Linked DNA regions of Mus musculus: region 1 is linked to region 2. Evidence: chromatin contacts called from ENCODE Hi-C or POLR2A ChIA-PET data. All regions are on one chromosome and are shown on one strand. The core of a region is the stretch at or near the end of the contact, and the rest is flanking DNA. Distances in the headings are between cores, read along the strand shown. Region 1 holds the start of Mapk8ip3 (mitogen-activated protein kinase 8 interacting protein 3). Region 2 holds the start of Nme3 (NME/NM23 nucleoside diphosphate kinase 3).

What was found. A loop is a pair of places that touch in the nucleus more often than their neighbours do. ChIA-PET counts read pairs that join two places held with the same protein, here RNA polymerase II (POLR2A).
Region 1: a map of heart shows a loop between it and region 2 (8-fold over the local background). The contact joins the promoter of Mapk8ip3 here to the promoter of Nme3 in region 2. A Hi-C loop is called at or near these places in 2 of 37 maps with a recorded cell type or tissue (adrenal gland and heart). POLR2A ChIA-PET finds 5 or more read pairs at or near these places in 3 of 5 experiments (Patski and embryonic stem cell).

The regions. Positions count from the first base shown.
Region 1 is chr17:24,935,652-24,938,674 of GRCm38, forward strand. It overlaps Mapk8ip3 (mitogen-activated protein kinase 8 interacting protein 3), which reads right to left and starts at 1,326. Exons shown (of 33, transcript NM_001163449.1): 1 at 886-1,326. The coding sequence starts at 1,203.
Region 2 is chr17:24,894,933-24,897,975 of GRCm38, forward strand. It overlaps Nme3 (NME/NM23 nucleoside diphosphate kinase 3), which reads left to right and starts at 1,568. Exons shown (of 5, transcript NM_019730.2): 1 at 1,568-1,627; 2 at 1,696-1,826; 3 at 1,920-2,021; 4 at 2,096-2,208; 5 at 2,282-2,599. The coding sequence starts at 1,582. The coding sequence ends at 2,399. Mrps34 (mitochondrial ribosomal protein S34) reads left to right here and starts at 188. Exons shown (of 3, transcript NM_023260.2): 1 at 188-556; 2 at 730-772; 3 at 856-1,357. The coding sequence starts at 236. The coding sequence ends at 1,148. Mapk8ip3 (mitogen-activated protein kinase 8 interacting protein 3) reads right to left here. Exons shown (of 33, transcript NM_001163449.1): 33 at 2,574-3,043. Eme2 (essential meiotic structure-specific endonuclease subunit 2) reads right to left here and starts at 155. Exons shown (of 8, transcript NM_001163102.1): 1 at 1-155. The coding sequence starts at 117.

The sequences.
Region 1 (3,023 bases), core at 76-2,575, 40 kb after region 2:
AGTCCCCAGAGAGTCAGGGCTATGGAGAGTGGTATCAGGCACAAGACAACTCCAGGGCAGGTCTAGAAGGACCAAACACTGCAGACTTCTAGGGTACTGCCCCACTAGGCAGCAATATGAACCCAGAAGGTAAGGCTTAAGCTGTTGCCAAGGTCTACCCTGTTACTTGGCCTGTCCTTTTGTCTGTGGTCAGTGTGTGACCTTGATCTAGCCCAGACAGTTTCTGGAGCCAGTTCCCTGTTTCTGAGGTCACCCAAGCCCTCCTCACATCCTTTGAGGCTTTTGAATCCCCCCATATGTAGAGAACTTGATTAAGCCAGTTATGTGGTGCCCATGCATTCACAGCAAAATCTTGACAATCAAAAGGCAAACCATGGAAAGTATGAATGATTCAAGATAAGCAAAGCTTTTATCCTAGCTGTGATGCAGGGCCACTAACTTAATAAGAAGCCAAAATATCAAGATCGACTCTTAATTTCAATAGTAGTCTCTAAGACTGTGTCAAGTCAACTTCACTTAAATGGAATTTAACCTCATATAAGAAGGCACTTCCCATCATAAACCGAAGAGCATTTATTTCTAGAATTGTAGAATTCTGGGCTTTGTGATTCTAGGGCAACTTGCTCCAAAGACGGGAAGGAATAAAACCCAGAGCCAGCAGGCGGCAGCCAAGGTCAGAGGACAGCAGGAATGGGGGCCCATGTCTCCCGGACTCTGCACAGGCTGTGCTCTAGGTCCCAATTGGATGGAGAAAGTGGCACTCCCAGCAGCATCGGCATCAGCATCAGCATCAGCAGCATACTGCCGGCTGAGCCGAGCTGGCTGCTCCACGCTACCCACACCGTCCCTCACCGTCCCTCTCCGCGGCGGCCGGGGCCCACGCACCTCCTCGGCCTGTTTGCGCAGCGCCTTCTCGCGCTCGTATTGCGTGAGCAGCTGCTCGTTGTCCTCGCGTAGGAGCTCCAGCTCCACCTCGTGCTCCTGGTTCTCGCTCAGCACCGAGTCAAGGTTCTCCAGCACGTTCACCACCAGCGGCATGAGCTCCTTGACCACCTCCTCGTCATAGCAGTGAATGAGGCGCTCGAACTCGCGGTAGATGGAGCCCGCCAGGCCCGACACACGCTCCGACATGACCGAGCCCGAGCAGTAGTCGTCTTGGTACACCACCACTCCTCCTCCCTCGTCCATCTGGATCTCCATCATCGCGGCTACCGCCGCCGCCGCCAGCGCGGCTCGTTCCGGGGCCCGAATCCACGGGCCGCTGTCACCTCAGGCAGCCGCTACCTTAGGACGTGCCGCCGCCCAGGCCGCGCCCGTCACTCCCTTGCCGGAAGTCCCGCCTGGCTGCGGGGGTGGAGCCCCATCCAGTTCCGCCCCGAGCGCCTTGACGCTAAAGGAACGTTTCCGGCTGCGTTGCTGGTGGCTCTTGAGGACGTAGCTCAGTCTGATTGGAGTGACCTGGATGCTTCTCTATCTCTGTCCTGTTTGTCTTCAGACCTTTGTCATACATACTCTGGCCACCCTCAACGTTCACGCGACATGTGTCGCTTGCCCTGTTTCTGGTTGTTTCCCGCTCTGCTGGTTGCTTAGTTCCATGCAGTGCTTCATTTTGCACAGGACACCAGGTTCTAAAATCCTTATGTGTGGCGGTACTTTTGAGACAGAAATATAAAGCGAGTCGATCTATATGTGTTCATTTGCTGGGGACACCATGAACCTGACTTTGAACTACTTGCTTTTTTTTCCTCTTTCTTTTTTTTTTTTTTTAAATTTATTTAATGTATTCACCGTTGCTCTCTTCAGACACACCAGAAGAGGGCATCAGAACCCATTGTAGATGGTTGTGACCCAACATGTGGTTGCTGGGAATTGAACCTAGGTCTTCTGGAACAACCAGTGCTCTTAACCACTGAGCCATCTTTCCTGCCCTTGAACTACTTTCTTGCTTACGTGGTTTTCCCGGTCCCCAAAGCCTTCCAAGGCAGCTCAGATTCACATCCTCTTAAAAAAAAAAGTTACTTGTTATTTTATGTGTATGTGTTTGGTTGTATGTAGACTTGTGCATCACACACATTCCTGGTGTCTGTGAAGGCCAGAAGAGGGCATCTGAATTGGAGTTAAGAAGGTCAGTTGTGAGCAGCCATATGGATGGCCAGAACTGAACAGAGGTCCTCCCCTCTAAGAGCAAGTACTCTCAACTGCAAGCCACCAGATCTTACTCTTAACCAACACAGTCCTTCTTGTAGCTGAAGTCCAGAGCACTTAAAACATTCCTCACAATTTCATATGCAAAGTCTTACTGTGTAGCACTGGCTGACCTGGAACTTGGTATGCCTGGCTTCTGCCATTCAGTATACACCATTACCTGGGGCTATACTTCCCTCATCTTTCCAAACACATAGATAAATACCTACTCTAAGAGATTGTTTTGTAACATGCCTCAGACCTTAGCACAACTCACTCCATGATGGAAGTCCAATTCAGGCTGTAAAACTCGGCATGTAGATAGCACCACCTGCCAAAAGAATGAAAACAGACCCAATCCCTCAGTGTGGATAGTTCTGAGAAAGTCTCTAAATTCCTAACTTTGCTTTTTGGCTTCTGTAGTTCTGCCTCTGACTAACTGTTCTTGTTAACTGAAGCATGCCAACCCAGAACATGGCTTTGCCCTTAAAAGCTCATCCTGAGAAAGGCTCAAGGCCTTTCTTGTTTGAGATCCTAAACACCCAGTGTACTCACCAGCCAGCTAATAAAGACTTTCCTATTGGCTTAAAACTATGTCAGAGCATTCTTCCACGGTGAACACCCCACAACATTTTCAGGTTGCCTGAATTTTGATACTGATTTAATTTTTCAAGCCTGCAAAACTGAGCCTACGTATTATATTATCAACCAACTAGGAAAACAGGCTGACGAGAAGGGGCATACTGCAGTAGCACTTGCAGTGACTGCTACCCGAGCCAGTTATTAGTATTTACTGTAGATGGTGTTTCACTTGTATGTGCCCTGTGCCCACAGAAACC
Region 2 (3,043 bases), core at 318-2,817:
GGGGACACCTTCACCGTCTGAGTCGGAAATCTCCCAGGTTTGAGGTCGCCGATGGCCGAGACGCAGGCCCCGACCGAGACGCGAGACCGTGACTCTCCCGGGACCAACCTCCGCCATAAGTCCTTCGTTCCTGAAGCTTCCGGACGTACCCGGATGCTTTTGTTCAGGACACCGGCCGCTTCCGGAACGGGAGAGCTCCTGAAGCGCAGATTTCCTGTGGAGTAAGGACACTGACATGGCGCGGAAGAAAGTAAGACCCCGGCTGATCGCTGAGCTGGCTCGCCGCGTGCGCGCCTTGCGCGAGCAGCGGAACCAGCCGCGAGATTCGCAGCTCTACGCCCTAGACTACGAGACGCTGACCCGGCCGCACTCCGGTCGCCGGCTGCCGGTACGCGCCTGGGCCGACGTGCGTCGCGAGAGCCGCCTCCTACAGCTGCTCGCCCGCCTCCCCTTGTTCGGCCTGGGCCGTCTGGTTACCCGCAAGTCCTGGCTGTGGCAGCACGACGAGCCATGCTACTGGCGCCTCACGCGTGTGAGGCCCGACTACACGGCGCAGGTGCGCTAGCTTCCTGTACTGCCCATTCTTGTTTCCACTTTCATTTTGCCCACCCTGGACTATACATCGGCTGGTTTCACCCACTCTGAGCCACCTGGGCATGTATGTCTCCCTTACCCACGTAACTTAGTGGCAGGGGCTGCATGTTGACAATCCTCCCTCTTGTTCTGCAGAACTTGGACCACGGGAGGGCCTGGGGCATCCTGACTTTCAAAGGTAAGGCTGGATGCTGGTTGGAGCCGGGGATGGTTCTCATATCATCCAGCCAGCAGGCAGTCAGCTTGTCTTCTTTCCTTCAGGGAAGAGTGAGGATACGGCTCGGGAAATCGAGCAAGTCATGTACCACGATTGGCGTTTGGTACCCAAGCACGAGGAGGAGGCCTTCACTGCGTTCACTGCGAAACCAGAGGACAGATTGAATTCTGTCCCCTATCCACCTCTGCTGCGAGCCATGATCCTCGCTGAACGGCAGAAAAACGGGGATACCAGCGTCCAGGAGCCGCTCCTGAACCTGGAGAGGACTCGAATGCGCCCCTGGGACTACCCTGCAAAACAGGAGACGAAAGGGAGGGCCAAGGGCACCCCAGTCTAACTGCCAGGACTGGCAGAGAGGTCCTGTGAGTCATTTGATGGACGAGTGCCTTTGACTGTGCTAGATCTTCACTTCGGTGGCGAGTTATATCCTACAGCCCTGACACATCAGGCAATGAATAATGGGGCAGATGACAGGCTGCTTGGTGTCATTTTCAGGCGGGCCCCTCTCTGATTCCTCGGTCTGGAAATAAACGCCAGGAAACAGCCTGTGTTGTGGTTTCATTACATGTGTACCGCAGGACAAGGGAGGAAAGGTGGCGGTATGGAGCAGAGCAGCAGGTGCTCCCGCACACTCAGGCAGGACTTGGGCGCCGAGACTGCGCTTTGGGCTCAAATGTGCTGGGATTGCAGAGCCCCAGGAGAGCCCGCGCCAAGAGGTCCTTTAAGGGAGGCCCCGCCCCCTTGCCGCTTGGCCCGCCCCATCCGCCGCCATGATCTGTCTGGTGCTGACCATCTTTGCTAACCTCTTCCCCTCAGGTGAGCACCCGGGCGGGGCCGGGCGGGGGTCGCCCGGTGGGGCATGCCTGAAGCCAGTACTCCCGCAGCCTACAGCGGCGTGAACGAGCGCACGTTCTTGGCAGTGAAGCCCGACGGCGTGCAGCGGCGGCTGGTGGGCGAGATCGTGCGTCGCTTTGAGAGGAAGGGCTTCAAGCTGGTGGCACTGAAGCTAGTGCAGGTGTGGGCGCACAAAGGAGCAGGTGGATCCGGGAAGGGAATCGGGACGGTCTAGGGTTGGGGCCCTGGTATAGGTCGCTACTCCTCCCCGTAGGCCTCCGAAGAGCTACTGCGGGAGCATTATGTCGAGCTGCGCGAGAAACCCTTCTACAGCCGACTGGTTAAATACATGAGTTCTGGCCCCGTGGTGGCCATGGTAAGTTTCCGATGACCTGCAAGGGGAGAGCAAGGCCTTGGGAGCTCTCATCTTGCTGACAGTAGCCCCTACAGGTGTGGCAAGGGCTGGATGTCGTGCATGCTTCGCGAGCCCTCATAGGGGCCACTGACCCAGGGGACGCCATGCCCGGTACGATCCGTGGGGATTTCTGCATGGAGGTTGGCAAGTAAGTCTTACCATCTTCCCTGGCCACCCCTCATCCTTCTCCCTCCCCCTGCTCACTTGCCATTCCCGCACAGGAATGTAATTCATGGCAGCGACTCGGTGGAAAGTGCTCACAGAGAAATCGCTCTTTGGTTCCGTGAGGCCGAGCTTCTGTGCTGGGAGGACAGCGCCGGACATTGGCTATATGAGTAGATGTTATTGCAGTCAGCATTACCAATCTGGAGGTTGTTGGTCTTCTGTGATCTTCACAGAGCTCAGCATCAGTAACAGTGCTGTGTGAGTGCAGGTCAACCCAACCTAGTCGGTCCAGGGACAACCACTCCCACCCCTTGTTGCCTTTCATAATAAAACTGCAGAAAACCCTTGTGCGCTGGTGAAGTTTCAAGACAAAAGTAGTGTTAAGACATTTATTACATACAGAGCAGATATGTGAGTTCACTTGCAAGGCCAAAGCCTGAGGAAAGTTGCACTGGCCCCTTCCCTCCAGTTGCACCCTCCCAACTAACCCTGGTCACGTCACACTCATGTGGGAACAGACAAGGGACATACATCACAGTGGAGAGGTGGCAGGGTGGTGGGGAGAAGCCTGCAGCTGCACACTGCTGCAGCTTGTTGTGGCCAGACAGGCTCAGGGGCAGTGCCCCTGGATCTGTGCTTCTCTGGTAGGAAGCGTGCAGTAGAGGCCAACTGACTCAGTGCCCCTGACGAGCAAGGCCAGAGCCAGGGCAGCACCTGCTCCCACACACTTGCTTAGAACTGTGCCCATCCTGGCTGGTCCTCAGCTCTTCTGGCCTCTGCCTGGAAGCCTCTTGTCAGCTGCTCTCCAAGGGAGCAGG